Linked DNA regions of Homo sapiens: region 2 is linked to region 1. A link is an interaction called in ENCODE POLR2A ChIA-PET data of the cell type or tissue named here. Cell type or tissue: CD4-positive, alpha-beta T cell. All regions are shown on one strand. Region 1 overlaps SH3KBP1 (SH3 domain containing kinase binding protein 1). Region 2 overlaps SH3KBP1 (SH3 domain containing kinase binding protein 1).

The links. ChIA-PET counts read pairs that join two places held together with the same protein. Peaks named below come from ENCODE experiments on the same cell type or tissue, not always from the same donor. Only the 100,000 strongest peaks of a DNase experiment are listed, where the experiment ranks them.
Region 2: POLR2A ChIA-PET joins it to region 1 with 7 read pairs; 8 of 35 experiments call an interaction of 5 or more read pairs at or near these places.

What each region holds. Positions count from the first base shown.
Region 1 is chrX:19,745,798-19,750,797 of GRCh38, forward strand. It overlaps SH3KBP1 (SH3 domain containing kinase binding protein 1), which reads right to left. Exons shown (of 18, transcript NM_031892.3): 3 at 521-644. Among named protein-coding and RNA genes, the nearest start is that of SH3KBP1, 140 kb to the right of the region's middle. RefSeq lists an enhancer at 2,265-2,314. In CD4-positive, alpha-beta T cell, no CTCF peak of the experiment used is centred here; DNase peaks (open chromatin) are centred at 2,044, 3,254 and 4,854; H3K4me3 peaks cover 246 bases; H3K27ac peaks cover 4,944 bases.
Region 2 is chrX:19,824,064-19,829,063 of GRCh38, forward strand. All of the region lies in intron 2 of SH3KBP1 (SH3 domain containing kinase binding protein 1), which reads right to left. Among named protein-coding and RNA genes, the nearest start is that of SH3KBP1, 61 kb to the right of the region's middle. In CD4-positive, alpha-beta T cell, no CTCF peak of the experiment used is centred here; a DNase peak (open chromatin) is centred at 748; H3K27ac peaks cover 822 bases.

The DNA of each region.
Region 1 (5,000 bases):
GTCTCAAAAGAGAGAAAACAAGATTGTTAAAGGTCTTCTGGTCAGACAGATGTGTTAGCTATATCTTTGCACATTCTGCCTCACAAACTCAGAGAGGCAGGGTCTGCGCTAGGGAGCCTAGCAGTTGGAGAGAGAAATAACTTGATAAGGTTTGCCTTAAATTAAAGGGAGAGTGCGGTCAGACACACGGCTCAGGCCTGCACCACAGCATTCTCTAAATTCACCTTTCATCCATAAAAATAGATATGAAAGTGAAATCTACAGCTCCAGAAAAATCATCATTTACAAATGTAGTCTACTTTCCCACTGTCAAAAAATATTTTTATTAGTTCCCTTTATTACAGTTACTATACATATAGTCACTTGCCAAGTATGTATGTGTGTATCCAAAATATATACCAAAAACCAAAAGGACAAACTCTATTCAATTTTTCAGCAATATAAAGTTTGACACAGTTCACCAGAAGTTTCCAGCTTTTGTTTGTGTGCAGGGAGGGAACCTCTTTTTCCTTTTCCATACCTCTCTTATTGGTTCTTAAAATCGTTTCAGAAGACAGCAAAGAGTTTCCACTGGGCACTTCGTGCAGGGGCTTTTCTGGAGCTTTGTTGGTGAGAGGGTCTTTCTTCATCTCTTTCTTTATTTCCTGTGAGGACAGATAAAAGGAAAACAAGATTATAGTTTGAAACTTTAGAATGCCTCTTGGACTATCTTAAGCTCCATCTTTCTGGAAATGAACTATAGCAATGCCAACTTAGCATAACATCATGTTTTAAAAACACCATTTTCTGTATCTTTGTAGTTTTCTTACATTTATTAGAAAAGCACCTGGTCCTATAAAGTGGAATAAGCCCCAGTATGGTGAGGCGACCTTATGTAACTATGGCCATTCCATGTGACTATAAAGAGAATGAGTGAAACATAAAAGCCACCATACAGCTCTAAGTGACAGCCTGTTCTTGTTAAACAATGACAAGCTTTGGCCAAGCAGACTCACCCCCTTAAAAAGCCTTCTGATTTATCTTCTTCTCAACAGAGATTTAAAGAAGCATATTCCCAAATTACCATTGTGCTCACAAGGATACTAAACCCAAAAGAAGATGATTCTAATGCATTTACAGTCATCAAGTTCCTCTGGCTTTTCAACTCTTGACAAAGAAAAAAAATAAGGATGGCTTATCACTCTAGATCAGGGGTCAGCAAATGAAAGCTCACCACTCACTTTTGTAAAGAAAGTCTCATTAGAACACAACTATACTCATGCATTTAAGTATTTTGTACAGCTGCTTTCATGCTACACCAGCGGAACTGAGTAGCTGCAACAGAGATCAAAGTCTAAAATATCTGGCCCTTTACAGAAAAAGTTCGCTGACCCCTGCTCTAGGTAGACTCTTAATCAAAGCTCCATTAAGATCTAGATTTCTGAAATCTGATGGCTAATATAATTATTTCAAATTGCTTTAATAATTTACATAATTGTTTTAAAAAGCATTATTAGACCAAGATAATAGTGACTCACAAAGTATAAGTCTGTATACAGGAATTCCCCCCAAAGGAGTAAGGATTTTCTAGGCTTGTCTGAATCCATAATCACAGTAACTTGGGGAAAAGTGAAAGCTTAGGGGCTGACCCAAAGCATGGCTGAATGGCAGGAAGAGCTCAAAGATGAGGAATGCGCTCCTTAAAAAGAGCCCATGAGGTAAGAAATGGGGATGGGCTCCCCGCTGGAAGGAACAGAGATGCTAAATTGGGTAGAGGGCCATGACTAGGCCCGAGCAGAGGGCAGAGGCAGAAAGAAAGCAACAAAAGTTTGTCAAAACAATGCCACTCCCCGCAGCTTCCTGCACACTCAAGAGTGTGTTAGTTACCATATCCAATTCCCCAGTTGCTGCCTCTGTTCACAGCAGCCTCACCCTCTCTTCCTCCCTCACCAGGGCCCCACCGGAAACCAACAACTGGGGCTGGCGCTTTGCTAGGTTGAGTGTTTCAACTGGCGTCCCAGAGGCCTAACTAGGCGAAGCTCAGCCCTAGCCCAACACCGGTACCTCTGCACACCACACAAAGCTGTGTGTGCTTGAATATATGTACACGGACACCTACCTCAGCAGCCCCAGCACCTGCTAGAGCAGCAGTTGCTGGGGGTTCCTGTAGCCTCACAGGCAGATGGCATCAGGGGACAATCTGCAAACATTGCCCGCCTGAGCCACATGACAGGATGCTAACTTGGTGATGGCTGCCAGCCTGCTCTGGCTCTGAAAGTAAAGACAACAAGCCACCAAGTGGGCTCATTTCCTCACCGGTTGCTTCTTTGGGGGAAGAACAGTTGCTCAAACCTCATTTTCCATCGCAGTGTGGGTATGACTGTGCACGTGCAAATTCCCCACCTAGACACAACGTGATGCAGTAACACAACAGAGCACAACACCCAACTTTGCCAAGGAGTAACTCAGAGAAAGTCAGTGGGTTGAGGACGACATAGCAAGTGTCTACTTAGCAATAACTGCTAATGGCATGCAGCCGGGGAAGGGTGGGAGAAGCAGCGCCAGCATTGTGAGGCTGGGGTGGTCCCTGGAGAAAGCCTCAGAAGCCATGGTTCTCAAGAAGGCTCACCCCTACTCCCCAATGCTTCAGAGCAGCACGTGGGGAGCAGCTGGCTAGGAAGGACTGGGTCTGATCAAGAGCAGGTGCTGAAGGGCTGAGAAACTGGCACCAGGAGAGAGGCTGGCCCATAAATTCCAGACTCCATTGTTCCCCCAGTAATTGTTCACATTTGCCAAATAGAGAAGCTGAATGATGAGTGAATTGCTTAAGTTGCTTCTTTAGGTGGAAGCAGGGAGGAGACAAAACCTAAAATATGTCTTGCATTTTTTTCAGAGAAACCAATCGGACACATGGCCGTGGCAGTTAATTCTATAGGCTCCCCACCTGGATAACACCCAAGCTCAATGCAGCCCCACCCAAAGCCAATACCTTTTCTCCAACCTGCCCCTTCTCCCAGGAAAGGGCAGCCTGTCTTCTTTGGTACCCCATCATCCACCCAATTACCCAGAGTAGAAAATTCAGTATTATCCCCCTATCTAAGCAGTCGCCCAGTCTGGCTGCATCTACTTTCTCAATCTGTTTCTTTTTTGTCCTCCTGTAGTATCTTAAAAACATAAAGGGAAAAAAATATAAATGCCAAGCAAAGGACTTGAATAGACGTTTCTCCAAAGAAAACATACAAGTGGCTAATGAGCATGTGACACGATGTTCAACATCATTAGTCATTAGGGAAATGCAAATGAAAACCACAATGAAATACCCTTTCGTACCTACTAGGATGGCTAGAATTTTAAAAGAAAACAAGTGTTGATGAGGATGTGGAGAAACTGGAATCTTTGTATATTGCTAATGGGAATGTAAAATAGGGCAGCTCCTGTGGAAAACAGTATGGCAGCTCCTTAGAAAGTTAAATATAGAATTACCATCTGATCCAGCAATTCCACTTCTAGGTATATACTCAAAAGCATTGAAAGCAGGGACCCCAGCAGAATTGAAAGCTTTGCCCCCAAGGCAAACTTGTATGCCAGTGTTTACTGCAACTTTATACATAATAGCCAAAAGAAGGAAATAACCCAAGTGTCCATTAAGAGATGAATGGATAAACAAGATATGGTATATCCACAAAATGGAATATTATACAGCCTCGAAAAGGAATAAAGTTCTGATACATGCTACAACATGGATGAACCTGGAAAACATTATGCTAAGTGAAATAAAACACACAAAGGGATAAACATTGTATGAGTCCACCTATGTGAAATATCTAGAATAGGCAAATTCATAGAGATAGAAAGTAGATTAGAGGTTACCTGAAAGGTTGGGAGAGGCAGAATGGGAAGTTACTGTTTGATAGTTAAAGGGTTCTCTCAGGAGTAGTGAAAATGTTTTGGACATAGATAGTACGGATAGTTGCACAACATTCTAATGTAATTAATGCTACTGACTGTACACTTAAAATAACTAAAATGGTAAATTTTATGTTACATATATTACCACAATAAAATGAATAGAAGACTCCCACATGAATAGCAGCTAACATCTGAGTGCTTACCATGTGCCAAACCCCGCTCTAAGAGCTTCACCTGGACTGCAACTTTTAATCTACACTATGGCCCTACTCAGACACCCACACAAGACCCAGGGGGCTAAGCAAACTTGCTCAAGGTCAGACAAGTAGGAGCCAGGATTGGAACTCAACCTGTCTAGCTTCAGAGCTCATCTCTCTCATTTTTTTTTTCTTTTGAGACAGTCTCACTCTGTTGCCCAGGCTGGAGTACAATGGCGTGATCTCAGTTCACTGCAACCTCCACTTCCGGGTTCAGGCAATGGTCATGTCTCAGCCTCCCGAATAGCTGGGATTACAGGCACGTGCCACCTCACCCGGCTAATTTTTGTGTTTTTTAGTAGAGGCAGAGTTTCGCCATGTTGGCCAGACTGGTCTCAAGCTCCTGACCTCAAGTAATCCGCCCACCTTGGCCTCCCAAAATGCTGGGATTACAGGCGAGAGCTCATCTCTTAACCACTGTTTCCTGGAGTACTGCCTGGATTATAATCATGTCTTCCTGCCTACAATCTCTCCCCTCCCAGTTTAGCCTCTGCAAAATGGACACTCAAACGTCTGTTGTTCTTGTCAGTCCCTACAGAAATCTCCAGTTACTTCCAAAAGACCACAGGACAAGCTTTCATTCAAACACTTTTCAAATTGAACAGCAAACCACAAGTCTCTGTGTACTTGCTTCTGACTAAAAATATGTGACATGCATGCTGACCCCACAGAACCAATTACCATGCAAATATAAGTTGGGGGATGGTGCACTGCTTGGACAACACCTTATGTTCACAGAATCCTGACGTCATGGATTCCTATCCACAGGCTCTAAAAATAGGTGATGATGCTAGCAATGATACAACTGTACACTGGCAAAGGCTTATAAATTAAAGTGCTTTAGCAGCTATTTTT
Region 2 (5,000 bases), 78 kb after region 1:
CCCGCCTTGGCCTCCCAAAGTCCTGGGATTACAGGTGTTAGCCACCACACCCAGCCAGAATGTATTAATTCTAATGGACTTAAATCAAGCACTGTTTACATAGCACTATGTTCTTTGTGTATTTGTAGTAAACTTTTACAATAATTTCCAGCATGATTGTGTTTACTTACATATTCACTAATATAGCTATTAATACTTTATCCATAAAGCTACTTTAGAAATAAGATGAAAATATTTTCTAATTGAAGTCACCAGCTACCAATTCATGTTCTTGAGAAAAGAAACTAGAATTAAAAACATGGTACTGCCCTATCGGTACCATTGTGCAAAATGAATGCCCAAGCTTTAGATCAAGCAGCAGAATCACCTGAACTTTTTAAAAGATTCTAAGGCTTCTATCCCTACTCCTGCCCCCAAAACAAAATTCTGATGACGTAGTGCACCTGGAGCAGGACCAGGTTAGAGACACACTGACATGGAGTCGCTGTGGGAGCCCCAAGCTTAACAAGTTTAAATATCCAGTAATGATCACGGTGATATCTCAGATGGTTTAGATTTTGATCTGGTAGAAAGCTAAGGGTTAAAACACATGATCTTAAAGTCCCTTTCCAAGCTAAGATTCGATAATCTTGCCATTAAGAAAATAAGATTCCATTATGCATAATCACCACGATCAACTCAGTCAGGCGATTAAAACTCACTGAGGTCACAGCTCTCCCTGAGTCACAAGACCGCCCCCCTCCACCACATTTTCTGCACTACAACAGTTACAAAGCCTGAAGAAACCACCAAATGATGTGGGTTCTTATTGGTAACACACTTGTACTTAATTACTCCAGACCCTACTTGGAATAACATTTCTCACAACAGAATCTAACAGGTTCCAGTTGTTAGTTTTAGAAATTGTTTTTCTGAAAGAAAACTGTATGTTTAAAGTTTCAAGAATAATTTGAGCTGGAATTGGTTGGTTTTGAGGGCCCCGTGGATGGGGAACAATTGGATAGTCACACATCTTGATTATTTACCACTGATAGAAAAGACAGTCAAACTCCTAGAAAGCATAGCCTGCTGAACACTGCAAAACAACGTGTGCTTACAAATTAATAATAACGAAATATTTTCCCTAATTGCCTTAATTTCAGAATTTGTAGGAAAAAACAACACAAGCCCATAAATCCAGGCAAAGGTTGTTCTTTTGAGTTGAAAGGGCCAACTTTTGAAGAGAATTATTTAAAATGCAGACAGAAATAAGTTAAATACCATGATTCCACCTGAATGGACACTTGGGGAAGGCATAATACAGCAGACAATAATGGTGAGGAGCACAGTCCTGTCAGGACAATTCAGACACCCAGATAATGCTGCCCGCTTGAGCTCAGGTTGCAGAGCTGGTTGGCCTAGATTCTAATGCTCTCTTTGCTCCTCACTAGTTTGTGTGACTGTGAGTATGGCTTTTAACACTGATATGCCTCAGTTACCTGTCATAGAGTGGTAGAAGAATTTGATGAGATAAAAAAGCATGGAAAGGGGCTGGGCACGGTGGTTCATGCCTGTAGTCCCGGCACTTTGGGAGGCTGAGGCAGGTGGATTGCTTGAGACCAGGAATTTGAGACCAGACTGGCCAAGATGGCAAAACCCTATCTCTACTAAAAATACAAATATCAGCCAGGCGTGGTGGTGCACGCCTGTAATCCCAGCTACTCCAGAGGCTGAGGCACGAGAGCTGTTTGAACCTGGGAGGTGGAGGTTGCAATGAGCCCAGATTGCACCACTGCATTCCAGCCTGGGTGACAGAGTGAGACTCAATCTCAAAAAACAAACAAACAAAAAAACATGGAAAGGGCTTGGCCTCCTTCCTACCTGGCATACAGTAAGGGCTCAACAAATTTTAGTCACTGTACACAGACAGACATGGGTAGATTATACATACAATGCCAGGCAGCCAGTAAGCCTTGAATAGAATGCAGCCATTATTACTCCATAAAGTAACACAGCCATCAGGGCCAAAAAGCTAACTGTAGGTTCATTTAGCACATTCTAACAGTTGCTGGATGAATTCAGCCAGAAACTTCTCAAGTGGCATTTTAATCCAGAACATCTTTACAGAATATCTTTGTAGAACAATGTTTAAAGCACAGAATTCCCAAAGGCAGGTCATAGGAGCTAAAACTATCATCCTCTAGAAGTTACATTTGTGACAATATTCCATTCAGTCCATCTCATTTGAGTTTATATCCTCTGGTGCCTAACACACAGCAGATGCCCACATGCCCAAGGACACCAGGACTAAATGTTGTGAGCAAGATGAGGCTCTGCACATTATAATACATACCTGGACAGGGCACGGTGGCTCCTGCCTATAACCCTGGCATTTTGGGAGGCCAAAGCGAAAGGATCACTTGAGCCCAGGAGGGCAACCAGCGTGGGCAACATAGTGATACCCCCATCTCTACAAAAAATTTAAAAAAAAAAAACAGGTTAGGTGGTTACATGTGTATAGTCCCAGTTACTCGGGAGGCTGAGGTGGTAGAATCACCTGAGCCTGGGAGGTTGAGGCTGCAGTGAGCCATGATCATACCACTACACTCCAGCCTAGGCTATGGAAGGAGACACTGTCTCTAAATAACATAACATAACATAACATAACATAACATAACATAACATAACATAACATAACATAACATAACACACCCAGAAAAATTACTGCTACCTTGTGAAGAGAGACAAACATCTTGAAAACAATCATCCATATAATTCACAAAATTAATGGCCCTTGAGTTTAAAGTTTAAAGAAAAGTGAAATATGATTAAAGAGGTCCATGTCAGGGTCTTTGAATGTAGAACAGTAACCTGAAAATCTCTACTTTATGACACTTGTTGAAGTAGATTTGTGATCCCTTCATAAATCAAGAAGAACAAAGTAACTGTGAGCTTTATCTTGGAGTGGTACAATTAGGCAAAATACTGGCCTTTCGCCTCATGGATCAAAAAAGAACAGCCACATTCACCAACCACTTTAAACAAATATCAAAATGGGCTCTAAATGTGCCAAAGAGAGATCTAAAACACCTAGCAAATGAAAGCTGAGGCCACGGCAAGTGAGCTGAGAATGGTTATGCTCAGCACACATAGGACATGCAAGCTGCAAGTGTACACACTTCACCCATCAACAATTGGGCAGGCAGAGGGGAAAATGTACTTTTGCCGAACACATACAAAAACAGGCAGAGAAAACAGCTTACTTCCTCACAGACAGAGTCAGATAAATTTAAAGATCAACAAGCATATTCTTTTAACCCCTATCATAGCTTCCTGCCTTCCACATGTCTATCTGTGAGCTACAAAATGTTGAGGGCCTGTGTCCTGTTGAACTTTATCAAATGTCCCCTAACAGACAAATGTCCCCTAAAAGAGCAGGCAGACACATGCACATCAGCCCGAGCTATAGTTTCAAGGCTTTTTTTCTTTTAAAATTCATTTGAAAATGAATAGCTGTGGGTCCCTTCCAGGAGAACTCAGAAGAAAAGGCTGCTTATACATGCTTTGCTTGACTAAAGAACAATGTTGTCTGGATCTGAGGGTAAGGTTTTAAAAGGAAGATACTGGTAGTTAAATCCAACATGGGAAAATTAACCCCTGTGAAAGAGTCCACATCTACCTGAAATAGGTGACTGGCTTTCTGTTTTAGGTAGCAGTCTGAGGTCCCAGAAGTGCAGTCTTTTTTTTTTTTTTTTTTTTTTTTTTCATTAAATGACTTTAAGATATCATCCTAGTTTTTCCTATTATTGTACCCCATATTATGGTCTGTCATGGTCTGTTAAACAAAAAAACAAACAAACAAACAAACAAACAAACAAACAAAAAACCCAAAACTTAGAAACTAGGCAAAAAAGATGATCATGTGACCTTTTAATGTCATGCTATTGCATTTTTAATAAACACTCCCCCCCATCCCCCGCCAGGAGGGTCACCTGACTCTGAAAATGTAACTTGATTTAACTAACACTACTAGGATATTTTACAATCCTATAAAAGTCAGAAGATAATGTAGAAAAATGATAAGGTATGCTGTTTTCTCTTTTTTCTTTTCTGGTAGAGATGATAACCCCAAAGGTAAAGATTTTATTGTTCTCTAAGACATGAACCAGTTTTGAACCTAACTTAGCAATCTTATTTGAACATTCCTTTTTCCACTGAGGTTTTTTTTTTTTCCACTGAGTTCCTCATATCCTCACTGAGCTTGTTTTGTTATTCTGCTAGTTCCCTCATTAAATAAGTTCAACGAAACTTTGACACATGTTCTTTGTATGTTTTTAACAATATAATAGGCCTGGCATAGTGGCTCATACTTGTAATCCCAACACTTGGGCAGGCCAAGGCGGGAGGATCACTTGAGCCCAGGAGTTCAAGACCAGCTGAACAACATAGCAAGACCCGCCCAGGCACGGTGGCCCACGCCTGTAATCCCAGCACTTTGGGAGGCTGAGGCGGGCGGATCACTTGAGCGCAGGAGTTGGAGACCAGCCTGGGCAATATGGTGAAACCCCGTCTATACAAAAAATACAAAATAATTACCCAGGTGAGGTGGCATATACCTGTGGTCCTAGCTACTTGGGAGGCTGTGGCAAGAGGATCACTTGAGCCCAGGAGTTTGAAGCTACAGTGAGCTATGATCCCACCCCTGCACTCCAGCCTGGGTGGCAGAGCAAGACTGTCTAAAAAAAATAAAAAAATAAATTAAAAATCAGTCTTTGTCAGTTCCTGGGGCCCAATAATCAAATCATCACTGGGAGATTGGGTTCTGTGCATCAGGACGCCTCACCAGTTATATTCATAGGTGGCTACATTATGACAAGATTCAGGCTGATTAGCTAAATTGACTAGTGTGGCGCAAATGAGGCTTCAGGCACAGGTATGGCACCTCCTCCCCTCACCCAATGGAAGCCACAACTTTACACAGAGAAAAATCTACAGGTTGAAAGTCAGTGACAGCAGCAATT